Linked DNA regions of Homo sapiens: regions 2 and 3 are each linked to region 1. Evidence: chromatin contacts called from ENCODE Hi-C or POLR2A ChIA-PET data. All regions are on one chromosome and are shown on one strand. Each heading gives the region's core, a stretch centred on a gene start or an enhancer-like site at or near the end of the contact. The rest is flanking DNA. Distances are from core to core; before and after follow the strand shown.

Evidence for each region. Hi-C counts contacts between places; a loop is a spot of excess contacts on that map. ChIA-PET counts read pairs that join two places held with the same protein, here RNA polymerase II (POLR2A). Pooled maps may share reads with other maps.
Region 2: a pooled map shows a loop between it and region 1 (8-fold over the local background). The contact joins the promoter of XAB2 here to the promoter of CERS4 in region 1. A Hi-C loop is called at or near these places in 6 of 50 pooled maps. POLR2A ChIA-PET finds 5 or more read pairs at or near these places in 3 of 52 experiments (WTC11, activated CD4-positive, alpha-beta T cell and activated CD8-positive, alpha-beta memory T cell).
Region 3: a loop to region 1 is called in a pooled map, with 4 times the contacts of the local background. The contact joins the promoter of CAMSAP3 here to the promoter of CERS4 in region 1. A Hi-C loop is called at or near these places in 1 of 50 pooled maps. POLR2A ChIA-PET finds 5 or more read pairs at or near these places in 2 of 52 experiments (activated CD4-positive, alpha-beta T cell and activated T-cell).

Annotation. Positions count from the first base shown.
Region 1 is chr19:8,206,949-8,211,465 of GRCh38, forward strand. It overlaps CERS4 (ceramide synthase 4), which reads left to right and starts at 2,422. Exons shown (of 12, transcript NM_024552.3): 1 at 2,422-2,546; 2 at 3,758-3,914. RefSeq lists a silencer at 2,103-3,022.
Region 2 is chr19:7,626,908-7,630,794 of GRCh38, forward strand. XAB2 (XPA binding protein 2) reads right to left here and starts at 2,638. Exons shown (of 19, transcript NM_020196.3): 1 at 2,570-2,638; 2 at 1,243-1,391; 3 at 821-944; 4 at 336-533. The coding sequence starts at 2,620. PET100 (PET100 cytochrome c oxidase chaperone) reads left to right here and starts at 2,886. Exons shown (of 4, transcript NM_001171155.2): 1 at 2,886-2,953; 2 at 3,666-3,752. The coding sequence starts at 2,927. It also overlaps a transcript of STXBP2 not described here. RefSeq lists enhancers at 2,550-2,669, 2,930-2,979.
Region 3 is chr19:7,593,124-7,597,814 of GRCh38, forward strand. It overlaps CAMSAP3 (calmodulin regulated spectrin associated protein family member 3), which reads left to right and starts at 2,740. Exons shown (of 17, transcript NM_020902.2): 1 at 2,740-3,027. The coding sequence starts at 2,880. RefSeq lists silencers at 176-376, 2,440-2,879 and an enhancer at 3,719-4,324.

The DNA of each region.
Region 1 (4,517 bases), core at 1,172-3,671:
CGGAAGGATCACTTGAGCCTAAGCGTTCCAGACCAGCCTGGGCAACATAGCAAGACCCCACCTCTACCAAAGTTTTTTTTTTTGTTTTTTTTAATTGAGACAGAGTCTTGCTCTGTCACCCAGGCTGGAGTGCAGCGGCACGATTTTGACTCACTGCAACCTCCGCCTCCTGGGTTCAAGTGATTCTCCTGCCTCAGACTCTCGAGTAGCTGGGATTACAGGTGCGCAACACCATGCCCAGCTAACTTTGGTATTTTTAGTAGAGAAGGGGTTTCGCCATATTGGCCAGGCTGGTCTCGAACTCCTGACCTCACGTGATCCACCTGCCTCGGCCTCCCAAAGTGCTGGGATTACAGGCATGAGCCACCACACCCTGCCTACCAAAGTTTTTTTATTTAAAACAAAAAAAAATTAGCCGGGCATGGTGGCAGGCATCTATAGTCCTAGCTCCTCTGGAGGCTGAGGTGAGAGGACTGCTTGAGCCCTGGAGTCCCAGGCTGCAATGAGCTGGGATCATGACATTCCATTCTAGCCTGGGCAACAGAGTGAGACTCCCATCTTTAACGAAATTTTTTTTGATAGAGTCTCACTCTGTTGTCCAGGCTGGAGTGCAGTGGCACGATCTCCACGCACTGCAACCTCTGCCTCCTGGGTTCACGTAATTCTACTCCAGGCTAATTTTTGTGTTTTTAGTAGAGATGGGATTTTGCCACGTTGGCCAGGCTGGTCTCAAACTCCTGACCTCAGGTGATCCACCCGCCTCAGCCTCCCAAAGTGCTGGGATTACAGGTGTGAGCCACCGCACCCAGCCTCTAACAGATTTTTTTAAAAAAAGAAAAGAGAAGGTCGGGCATGCTGGCTCACGCCTGTAATCCCAGCACTTTGGGAAGCCAAGGCTGGTGGATCACGAGGTCAGGAGTTTGAGATCAGTCTGGCCAACATTGTGAAACCCCCGTCTCTCCAAAAAAAAAAATATATATATATATAAATTAGCCGGGTGTTGTGGGCGCCTGTAATCCTAGCTACTCGGGAGGCTGAGGCAGGAGAATCGAATGAAACCAGGATGCAGAAGTTGCAGTGAGCCGAGATCATGCCATTGCAGTCCAGCCCGGGCCACAATGCAAGACTCCGTCTCAAAAAAAAAAAAAGAAAAAGAAAAAAGAAAAGAGAAACAGTGTAGCAGAGGGAAGGCCAAGTGCAAACGCCAGGAGTCTGAACTTGGAGGGACAGGTTCTTCCACACTTGCAACAGAGGTCTCCTGCCTCCCTGACCGCCCCGCCCCCCGCGCCCCTGTCTGTGTGAGGAAATCAAATCTCAGCTTGCCTAGGGCCCTGTGGCAGGGAGGCCCCAACTTCACCCCATGGGTCTTGGGTCTGCTGAGCTGAGTCAGAGAAAGGTTTATTATCCCCATTTTACAGAGGCTTATTGTCCAAAGGCGAAGCCACTTGCCCAGAGTACATGCGGTGGGCCAGCGACTATGAAAACCCCTGGGGCTGTCCTCTGTTCAGGGATCGCCCAGGCTCCCTGCCCCTGCGCGCTGCTGAGACTGGGTCATTTTCGGTTCTACCAGGCAAGCGGGGGACCCAGCCCCCACTGCTGCTGCCCTCAGCCAAAACCAGGGCTGCGCCACCACCCACCCGGCCTATCTCCCATCTTATCTCCCCAGCTCTGTCGCCTGACCCCTGCACCCCACCAAATCGCAGCCTTTGCCCGGTGCCCTCACCGCCTCGGTTGGCCCCCGCGCGCGCCTCGGGCGAACCCCTGGACTGGCCCTCCAACAGGGCCCCAGACTCGGGGTACCCAGGGTGGCCGCTGAGGCCTGGAGAAATCTGGGCCTCCCCTGTGCACCATCCAACTGCGCGCCCCAGAGGCTCAGGGCGCCCCGGGAGTGTGGGGGTGTGGACAGATGAGCAGAGCCAGAGCATCTCGGGCAGAAGAGGGGACCTGGGAGGGGGCCGGGGAGACAGACAGCGAACAGGGGTGAAGCCGGGGCCGGACGGAGCGCGCAGCGGACAATACTGGGTTCAAAGGGGAGAGATAAGGCGCAGACTAGAAACGCTAGGCTGGACCCGGGCCAGGCGCGCCGCGGGGCAGAGATGGGCGGAGCGGGAACGGGGGCGGGGGCGAGAATGGGGGGGCGGGGACGGGGGCGGGGATGGGGTGCGGGTGCGGGGTCGGGGGCCAGGGAGAGGCCTAGTTGCGTCGAGGGGGGCAAGCGCCTGGAGGACCCGGCGCCCGCTCCAGGCCCTGCCCCTCCAAGTCCCCCGCCCCGCGCCAGGCCCCGCCTCTCCAGGGCCCCAGCCCCGCGCCAGGCCCCACCGTTCCGGGGCGCGTGCCCCGCCCAGGCCCCGCCCCCACGGCCCCGCCCCGGGCTCCCCCCACTCAAGCCTTTTTTCCCCTGCTGGGGGCCGAGGCCCGGCCAGGAGCAGAGTCCGGCTGCCTGGGGCGGGCGGCGCGTGTCTGCAGCTGCTCCGGGTAGCCCGCTAGGCGCGCCGTCCCCAGCCCCGCCGCCGGCCCTCGGTGCGCCCGGCCGCCTGCACCCCCAGGTAAGCGAGCACCCCGCGCCGCGAACACCGCCCCGAACGCCACCCTCACGGCGGTCCCCGGCCCCGCCTCCGCGGCCATGGCGGCCCCAGCCCGGCCCCCACTCGCAGCTGGGCTCCAGCCCCCATCACCCCGCCGGGGACTGTCCCCCTCGGGGCTTCCCATCATGGCCGTCTCCCCGAGCTATCCGCGCTCCCCCACGAGGGCCGGGGCGCAACGGGTGCCCGAGGACGCGGCTGTGAAACGGGCTGGAGCGAGTAGGGGCGATCCTGGCCTCGTGACGCGGGGGAATCCGGATGTGTGAGCCGGGGGAGCGCCCCGTTTCCCCGACGTGCCAGGGCTGGGGACGCAGCTGGGGCCCTGGCCTCGGAGTCCGCAGCCCGGCCGCGTAGACGGCTTCTGAGAACCGCTTAAACACGTCATTCCAAGCCCGAGCTAACCCATCAGGCGGCCGGGGTGAGGTGGAGGTGCCCAGGCGGGGATAATGTCATTTGGCCTGGTTGGACCAGCCAGCGAGGGCTTTTTAGGCCCAGGGCCTAGCCGGGAGTGTGTGCGGAGCAGAAAAGAGGCCAGCCTGGCTGAAACGCGGAGAGGGAGGGTCTGAGGTGGAGAGAGGTTGGCCGGGGCCTGGGAAGCGGCGAGGAGAGTGTGGAACCCGTTCTCGGGGCGGTGGGGACCAGGGAGGCTTGGAACAGCAGGTGCATGGCGTGATCGGATTGTGTCTTAAGAACATCCCGTAGCCGCTGTGGGTAGGAGAGATGGGGATACTTGGAAGGGGGCTTCTGGCTTGACCTGGCTGGAAGGTGTGATAGGAAGTGGGTGAACTGAAAATTCGCTTTGGCAGAGTAACATCGTCTAATTCTGTCTGTTTGCAAGTGGAGCGTGGGGGACCGATGTTTCTCCTGGGTAGTTAGGAGTATATAGAAGAGGCTTTCATTGCTGGGTTGGGAGACTTGAGGAGAAGCTGCTCTGGGGGACACAGGAAGGTGGGCAGGGGGAGAGGCTGTTGTGGTTTGCAAAACCTACCAGATGGGGGAATGCTCCCATCGACTCCAGTCTGAGCTCAGGCAAGGTCTCAGGCATCTGAGCGCAGAGGCCAGGGTGACCCCACTGGGGCGACCTGGGTCTGTTATATGGGGATAGGGTTCCTGGACTGTGGAATTGTCTTTGAAGCCCTCGGCCTCCCCCAGCCTCAAATGGGTCTGCCTTCCAGGAGCAGCTGCTGTGAATAAACACAGAAGTGGAGCTGGGGGACTGATTAGAAGCCTCATTCAGTGCACCTGGGCCCCAGCAGGCCCAGCCAGGCGTGGAGGAAGAGGCATTGAGGACTTTCCTTACCTGTTTTTCCAGCTCACCCACTGCCAGCAGAGGTACTTTGAGCCTGGGGTGTGGGGGGTGGGGGGCGGCCTTGGTCGTTGAACTGGCTGTAGGGCCCCCAGGGAAAGGTTTCTGAGCTTCAGTTTACCCATCTGTAAAATGGGTCAGTAGTATCTGAGCCTGGGAGTGTTCATGGATCGATGAAAGCCGAGGCTAGGCAGATCTCGGTGGCAGCCACACCCCTAAGGAACCGGAGAGGGTTCTAACGCCCGGTGGGAGTTCAGGGGGATGTATGGGCTTCCATTTCTCCTCTGAGAAATTCACAACAGTGTCCACCTCCTGACCCAGGGCTGTCTGCAGGTTGAATAAAGCGGTTGACCCAGTGCGTGGCACAGAATGTCTTGGCTCAGGAGCCACTGGGATGCCTGTAGTTGGCAGCAGAAGTGGGCCCAGGTTCCCTCCTCCCACCCGTGGGATGGCACAGAAAGGCAGGTGCCTTGGGAGCTCGCTGCCCTGTCCCCTTCTCTGAGCACCACAAGCTTCTCCCTTTCCGACTGGCTGGGCTTGAGCCTGACCACCCCCCAGCCCTGTCCTGCCACTTTGAGTTGAGGGCCTCCGGGCTACTGACTTCACCACTTCCTGCTTCAGTTTCTCCA
Region 2 (3,887 bases), core at 1,388-3,887, 580 kb before region 1:
TATTCCTGGCCCTCTTCATGGCTGTGGTTTTACTCTAGTTCATGCCATCAGCTCATATGCATCTGTCTTCCTACTTAGACTAAAAGCTCCGTGCAGGCAGGGAGTGTCTTAGTCACACTGTCCTCAGCACCCATCGCTATGCCTAATGTGAAACCAGTGTGAACAAACTATTTGGAAAATAAAGACATGAATCACGGACAACAACAAAACACATGCATCTCCAGGAGCCTCTTCCCACATCCCGTCTGCTGGGTGACATCCTACGCGGAGCTAGTGTCACAGTGAGGCCGTTTCTGGAAACTAACCTGGGGAACCAGCGCACCTGCTAGGCTCACCTTGAGGAAGCGCCGATAGCCTCGCACAGCTGTCTCAGGCAGTGGGTGTGAGCGCAGGAAGCGCAGATACAGGGGCCAAATTCGAGAGTGCTGCGTGATGGGCAGTGCCCGGAGGGCACGGTCGAAGGTGCGGCGGGTGTGTGTGACGCGCCCCTGGTCCATGAGGAACTGGCAGTAATCTAGCCACAGACGAGGCATCTGGGGGTGTGGGGAGAGGCGGCTGGGGCTAAGCCACGGACTCCATGGCCTGGCCACAGACACTCGATGTCCTGTGGCTGAGCCACACCTGGGGCCACCACATAAATGCGGCGGGACCCAGAAACCCCCAGCTCCAGGACTGAGTCCAGCCCAACTTCCCATGCAAAGAAGCAACAGGAATCCAAGCCCCCATCCCTAACATGCTGAGCCCAGCCCCTGTCCCCGCCCCACCCACCACCATGGACTGAGCTCCACTTCCCGATTCATCCCCTCGCCGAGCCCCAAACCTTGTGCATGAACACAAAGGCCCTCTCATGACAGTTGTTGACATCTTCATAGGCAGGGTCGGTCACACAGCGATGCTTCACCTGTGCCCGACGCGCCTTCAGGTATCGGTACCAGAGTTTGTAGCTGGGGAATAGGAGGGGACAGATGCTGATCGGTCAGCTTTATGGACACCCCCAGAACCATTTGCCCTGCCCCAGTTGGCAAATGTGGGAAGAAGGGGTGTGGGAGGGGTGACATGTCTCAGCAATGACAGGGACAGACTGGGACATCAGAGAAGGTGTGCTGACCCATCAAGGGATGTACAGGTCAGTGATGAAACACGAAGCAATCACCCGGGACCCGGGACCCACTTGGCAGTTTTGTTATAACTGGACCAGGTGGGGTGGGGGCTGGTGGGCAGGGCAGCTGGAGCCATTCCCACCTGCAGGGCAGCAGCTTGAGTGCCCGCTCGTATAGCTGATTGAGCCTGGGCTTCGGGGCGCCCTGTTTGAACTCGATGTAGCGAAGCCAGCATTTGACAGAGAATTGGTTCCGCATGATTTCCTCCTCATAGGGGAGGTCCTCTTCCTCCTGCCAGGGCCAGGGAATGGGAAGAAGAGAGGCCTACCCTCAGAGCCTGTGTGCAGCACCATCCCACTGCTGGGGCTCAGGTCCAAACTCCGGACTTTTACCTAGATCCCACCACCCACCAAGGAAGTCAGGTCACCAGATGCCCAGGCACCAAACCAGATGCCCGACACCAAGACAGTGGCCCAGACCTTTACCCCTCAGAATTCAACTACCCAAAATCGAACCCAAATCATCAGACTTCTCAGTCATTAGGGCTCTGGGCCAGGAATGAGTCCGCATCACCACTCGCTTTCTGCCCCAGATGGTCAGACTCCTTAGATACCAAGGCCCTGGCCCAGATGCCAGTCCTGGACACCAGACCCCACTTCTTCAAAACGTGCCTCTTCCCAGACACCAGGCCTTTGGCCCCTCAGACTCCCACTGTCACCATCTGACCCATCTCCACCCCAGGCCCAGATGACCAGATCTTTACCCCAGCCACCAGGGCTCTCAGGTCCAGATTCCAAGCCACTAGCCCCGCCCCCAGGATCCCACTAGCCAGCGTCTAGCTCAACTCTGCCCCAGAAATTAAAAGCTAGGCCTTTATCTCACAGGAGGAGTTATACACCAGAAGCCAAGCCTTTAACTCTGCACACCAAGAATCTGGTGAAGATGTCACGCCTCTACTCCAGAGAGTAAGTATTTCACTGGCCATCGCCTGACAAGCTCCACATCACCAGGGTTCTTCTAGCCTGGCCACCACCCCAGAAACTGTCATGCTGCAGTCCAGGCCTAGAGACCGCTATCCAGAAAACCAAGCCTTCATCCCAGAAACCAGAACCCTGGCCTCGTAAGCAAGCCTTTACTTCAGACACCGATCTTCACCTCTCAAGGTTCAGTTATGCGATCTTCCTCCTCTCCCATTCCCTGCACGCCCCCATTTCCGCCCCTGGTTCGGGAGGCTAGACGCTTCCCTTCGACAGTGGTTTTCTACTCAGACCCGAAGATACAACACCATATTTTTACTCCTGGACAGTTCGGTGCGGACATGACGATCCGGTCTCTGGCCCATTAGGGTTCCCAGACCTTGGCCTGGCAGTTTCGGCCTAAATCTCCTTGCCGACCCAGCCTCGATCCCCTGCGGCGTCCAGGTCCCAATGCCCCAACGCAGGCCACCCCCGGCTCCTCTGTGGACTCACGAAGACAAGGTCCGGCCGCTCGGGCCGCGAGAGTCGCGCCATCACCACCATTTTTCTGGATGCCCAGGTACAGGAGAGAGTCGCGCGCTTATGACGTCTACCACTGACGGCCCGCCCCTCCGAGCCAGACCCGTTTTCTATTGGTTAAATCATTTTTGACGGACAGGCCCACGTTATTGACTTCTTTTCGACGACGCCAGCGACCGGAAGCAGAATAGAGGCGCCAGAAGATGCGCCATCAGGATACACATTGGCCAATCAGCTTCAGCAATGGAGCGTGCAAAACACCAGTGAGCTTCTGTCTTGCTGGAGGGTCGGCTTTGGGCGGAACTGGCTTTGTTGACCGGGAGAAACGAGATGGGGGTGAAGCTGGAGATATTTCGGGTCAGTGGACACAGGAGTGGGTTGGGAGGCTGGGCAGGGGATCTTCCTGGATCTGAAGATGAGGTTGGAAATGGGGGGACTTCAAAGGAAGAGGGAGCTCCAAGGAGAAAGCTCTTAAGATTTGAGAGGAACCTTTCTGGTTGGAAATCCAGGAGAGGGGACGCTGGGCTGGGGGGGTTCTCGGATTTGGGCTTCTGGGTTTGGGGGCTGTGAGAGGGCTGGTCCGAGGAAGGACCTCAGAGAGGGGTGAGCTGAGAAGGGGGCTCTAAAGAAGGAAGACTTAAGATCCTGGGGGAGCTCTCGGGCTCGTGGTGGGTGGGTGTCTATGACAGGGAGATTCCTAGACTTCGAGAAGTGGAGTTGAAGAGTGACGCCTCCTGGGTTTGGGGGTGCTCCCGGGATCTTAAGTGGGGATGGGTAATGAGGTCTCGAGGAGATGCTTTTGATTGTAGCTGGGGCGTCTGTGTGTCTGTCTGTGTTTGAGAGGAAGACTCCAGCTCAGAGGGAACTTTCAGGAATGAGGCCTCCTGGATTATAGGAGTTAGGTTTTAGGGTGCGAGGTTTCTGTACCCTTGGTGGGAGTTCTGGGATTCTTGGGTCGGCCGTAACGAGGCGCTTCTGGACTCTGCAGTAGGATGGGTCCCCCAGGCTCTGAGGAGCCTCTGCACATTGCTTGGGGGGAGCTCACCTCACCCACCCTCTGCCATTCCAGATGATAATCTACCTCACTTTCCCTGTGGCTATGTTCTGGGTTTCCAATCAGGCCGAGTGGTTTGAGGACGATGTCATACAGCGCAAGGTGGGCATAAGAGGAGTGTTTGAGGGTTCATTCCAGGGGTGGGAGAGGGTGTGGGGCAGCAGTCTGCTGGGGACTAATGTCTGCCTCCCATAAGCCGACCCTGCCCTGATGTGGGGCTCTGGAGGCCTTTGGCTC
Region 3 (4,691 bases), core at 1,490-3,989, 610 kb before region 1:
ACTAAAAATACAAAATATTAGCTGGGCATGGTGGCCGGCGCCTGTAGTTCCAGCTACTGGGGAGGCTAAGGCAGGAGAATGGCGCGAACCCGGGAGGCGGAGCTTGCAGTGAGCTAAGATTGCACCACTGCACTCCAGCCTGGGTGACAGAGCGAGACTCGGTCTCAAAAAAAAAAAAAAAAACAAACAGAAAAAAAAAAACCAAAAATCCACAAATCGGTGCTTAGACCTTACAAATAAACACACAATTGCACTCATGTACACAAATATTTGTACTCAACGCGTTCACACACACTTCCATACTTACAGACACAATCAGATTCATACACAGAAATACATTTGCTTACACAGATATGAATTCCTAGATAAATATGCACATTTGAACTCTCACAAAAGCATTCAGACACAGGCATTCTTTTTTTTTTTTTTAATGTGACGGAGTCTCACTCTGTCGCCCATGCTGGAGTACAGTGGTGCAATCCTAGCTTGCTGCAACCTCTGCCTCCTGGGTTCAAGCGATTCTCCTGCCTCAGCCTCCCAAGTAGCTGCAATTATAGGTGTGGGCAACCACGCCCGGCTAACTTTTGTATTTTTAGTAGAGATGGGGTTTCACCATGTTGGCCAGGCTGGTTTTGAACTCCTGACCTCAGGTGATCCACCCGCCTCAGCCTCCCAAAGCACTGGGATTACAGGCATGAGCCACTGCACCCAGCAGAAACAGGCATTCTTGCACAGGTATACCTGCTTTCATGCCTACACAATCTGTCACAGGCACCCACCATATATTCAAATCCACAAAGATACTCACATATAAACACACATATATGCACAAAAATATAGTCAGGAACTGCTCATCATAAATCACACATCTGCTGGGCGCGGTGCCTCAAGCCTGTAATCCCAGCACTTCAGGAGGCCGAGTTGGGCGGATCACGAGGTCAGGAGATCGAGACCATCCTGGCTAACATGGTGAAACCCGGTCTCTACTTAAAAAAAAATACAAAAAACCAGCCGGGCGTGGTGGCGGGTGCCTGTAGTCCCAGCTACTCGGGAGGCTGAGGCAGGAGAATGGCATGAACCCAGGAGGCAGAGCTTGCAGTGAGCCAAGATCGCACCACTGCACTCCAGCCTGAGCGATAGAGCGAGACTCCGTCTCAAAAAATCAATCAATCAATCAATCACACATCCATGTGCATATAGCCAGATTCACATACTCAAATACAAACCCACTTAGACACACAGCCTCACCTCCACACAGAGCCTTCTCCCAGCACACACTGCAGATACCAGAATAATACACAAAGACACTTGCAAATACACCCAGTACAGCTACGCAAGGACACTCATAGACACAAATAGTCACACTCTTGCAGAAATATACACACTTTTTTTTTTTTTTTGAGACAGGGTCTCACTCTGTTGGCCAAGCTGGAGTGCAGTGGCACTATCTCAGCTTCTGCCTCCCTGGTTCAAGCGATTCTCCCGCCTCAGCCTCCCGAGTACTTGGGATTACAGGCATGCACCATTATGCCCGGCTAATTTTTAAAAATTTTATTTTTAGTAGAGACGGGGTTTTGCTATGTTGGCCAGGCTACTCTTGAACTCCTGGCCTCAAGTGATCTGCCCGCCTTGGCCTCCCAAAGTGCTGGGATTACACTCGTGGCCACCGCTCTCGGCCTGAAATACACACACTCTCAATGTCTCTCCATACTCCTGCATTGACAGAGGCATCAATAACAGCCTCATACAACACACCAGTACGTTCAGATGCACAGAGATAGACATACTCACAGCACTCCAAAAACACACACACAGCCGGGCACGGTGGCTGCCGCCTGTAATCCCAGCACTTTGGGAGGCTGAGGCGGGTGATCACCTGAGGTCAGGAGTTTGAGACTAGCCTGGCTAACATGGTGAAACCCCAACTCTACTAAAAATACAAAAATTAGCCGGGAGTGGTGGCGCAACCCCGTAATCCCAGCTACTCGGGAGGCTGAGGCAGGAGAATCGCTTGAGCCTGGGAGGCGGAGGTTGCAGTGAGTCGAGATCGCGCCACTGCACTCCAGCCTGGGAGACAGAGTGAGTGAGACCCTGTCTCAAAAACAAAAACAAAAACAAAAACAAAAAACAGACACACACTCATCACTTCCATCCATCCTCAGGATACAGACATCTATATAATACATATCCTTGTACACACAACAAATTAAACACACACTTACACGTGCCCAGATACATACCCCACACACACACACCCCTAGACACCCCCCAATACACTTGGTCACCACCCAAATGTATTCAGAGATACACAGATACGAAGACACTCATATTCTTGTGCCTTCACTAACATAATCAGAAACAGGTGCACCCAACCACTCTCTGCCTGAGGGCCGGCGTTTATTGCAAGCACTTGCAGGAGCTCCTACGCCTAAGGGTAGACACTGGGGCTGGCACACACAGAGGGTCCCTAATCCTTTCCAGTAAGCTAGGCGCGCGCGCACACACTCACACACGCGCGCGCGCACACATACACACTCAGTCCTCCGCAAGCTCCCTCCACCATCGCCGCAGTCCAGGCCGCCCCCCTCCGCCCCGCCCCTGCTGCTCCGTGCACACTGCAGTGAGGGGCCCGGGCGGGGCGCAGGGGCGCGCCAGGGTCCGGGTCCGGGTTCGGGGGCGGGGCGCACCTGGGCTCCTCCCCGGGGCGGGCCCGACGCAGCGTCGCCAGCGCAAGCGGCCGCACCTGGCTCAGCAGCGGCGGCGGCGGCGGCGGCGGCAGCGGCGGTAGCAGCAGCGGGCCCGGCTGGGGCGCGAGCGCGGCGCAGCCCAGCCCAGCCCAGTCCGAGCGCGGACCCGGCGCCCGCAGCCCCGGCGCCGCCATGGTGGAGGCGGCGCCCCCCGGGCCCGGGCCGCTGCGGAGGACCTTTCTAGTGCCCGAGATCAAGTCGCTGGACCAGTACGATTTCTCGCGGGCCAAGGCGGCGGCCAGCCTGGCGTGGGTGCTGCGGGCCGCGTTCGGGGGCGCAGGTACCGGGGCTCGGGGGACCGGGGTCGGGGGCGGCGGGCCGGGCGCGGCAGGTGCTGGGGGGGGGCGGGGCGCCGGGCCGGGAAGGCAGGGGGCCGTGGGAACAATAGCGCCGGCCGCCGGGGGTCCCCGGGCTCGGGCCCCTGCCGCGCCGGGGCCTCCGAGCTTCCTGCTCGGCCCGGGCGGTGGACTTTGCCCCGCCGGCTGCGGGAGCGCGGTGGGGGTGGGGCCCGCGGCCCAGCTCCGCGCGGGGGTCCCCGGCGTCCAAGCCTCCAGGTGAGCCGGGCGGGGTCTGCGGGCCGGGTGGGGTCTCCCCGTGCGGACCTCTCGTTCCCGCCTCCCGCACCCCCAAGGCCTTCCCTTGCACGCCTTCTTCTCTTTTACACACATCACGCCCCTGCGAGGATCTCCTCTCGGTCTCTTCCCCCGCCACACACCCTGGAGACCCAGACCCCGACCTCGCTGGGGGGTCTCGAGCGCTCCGGTCTCCACCACCGCACGACCCCCAGGCCCCAACACACACCCCGCGTCGGCCCTGGCCGCGCTGCGGGCGGCGACCGGGGAGCTCTGGGAACCCCCTTTCGCCTCCATAGCCCCCTCCAGCGCCTGGCAGCTGCGACTTATGGCCCCATTTTACTGGGGAGGTTGGCGAGCCCAGCTGAAGGGAAATGGGTAGTACAAGATCGCCTGGGGTGGGCCCCCCGCTCCTCCCGGCTGCGGGGCCTTCTCCCATTAGAGCAGATCCTTCACTCCCTCCCCCAGGCCCGCTTGCCTGAGAGCCCGAGCCACCCTAATGGGGAGGATGCCGTAATCCCGGGTCCCCGGGATTAGAGGCCCTGGAAACACTCAGTCTCGGCTTTGGGCAGCTTCACAACCCCAGGCCAGAGCTAGGAGTCAGGGCCTGGCCAGAGAAGACAGGGGTTAATTAAGGTCTGGGCTTTCCAGCGGGGAGCTGTGGGGGTACATCCTTTTCTCCCACTGGTTCTGCCCACTGGTGTTGGCACAGCCCATCCCCCCTCTCCCTGGCCTTCCCAGATCAACCTGTTCTGGGTGTGGGTCTCAGTGACAGCTGTCCGTCTCCTGGTTCCGCCCCAGCCTGTCCCTCTTTCTCCCAGACAGTCTCTGTCTGCGTCGTTCCATGCATGCATTTCCCACTCTGGGGTCTACCTCCCTGCAGATATTTGCTTGAGGAAGAAAGAGATTGGGCATTGGACAGCCAGGACAGCCCCAGCTCCTCACTTCCAAGGTTACCAGGCTGTAGAGAACTCAACGTGGAGTGTCAGAATTGAATGTGAAGTCCAGCTGCACCAGAATGCGAATTATCCCAATTATCTGAGCTTCTGTTTCCCCTTCTATAAAAGAAGGCGTTCATTCACAGACTTATCTGTTTTGCGAATGTTTGTGGGGCAGGGGCACTTGCTATGTGTAGGGCACTGCTCCAGTGATGGAGACCCCCCGTTACCTCTTTGCAAGGTTGCTGGGAGGCGTAAAAGCTGTAGTGACCACAGAATTCTTCGCGTGGCACGGGGCGCGTGATACATGCGAAACGGTTGCTCGCTGCTGGTGTGATTGGCGGTGGTATATTTTGATGAATAATATTAACGTTATCCATTATCCCCTGGCCAGGAATCAGAGTAGAAATTATCCCATTTTGAAGACAGCAAAG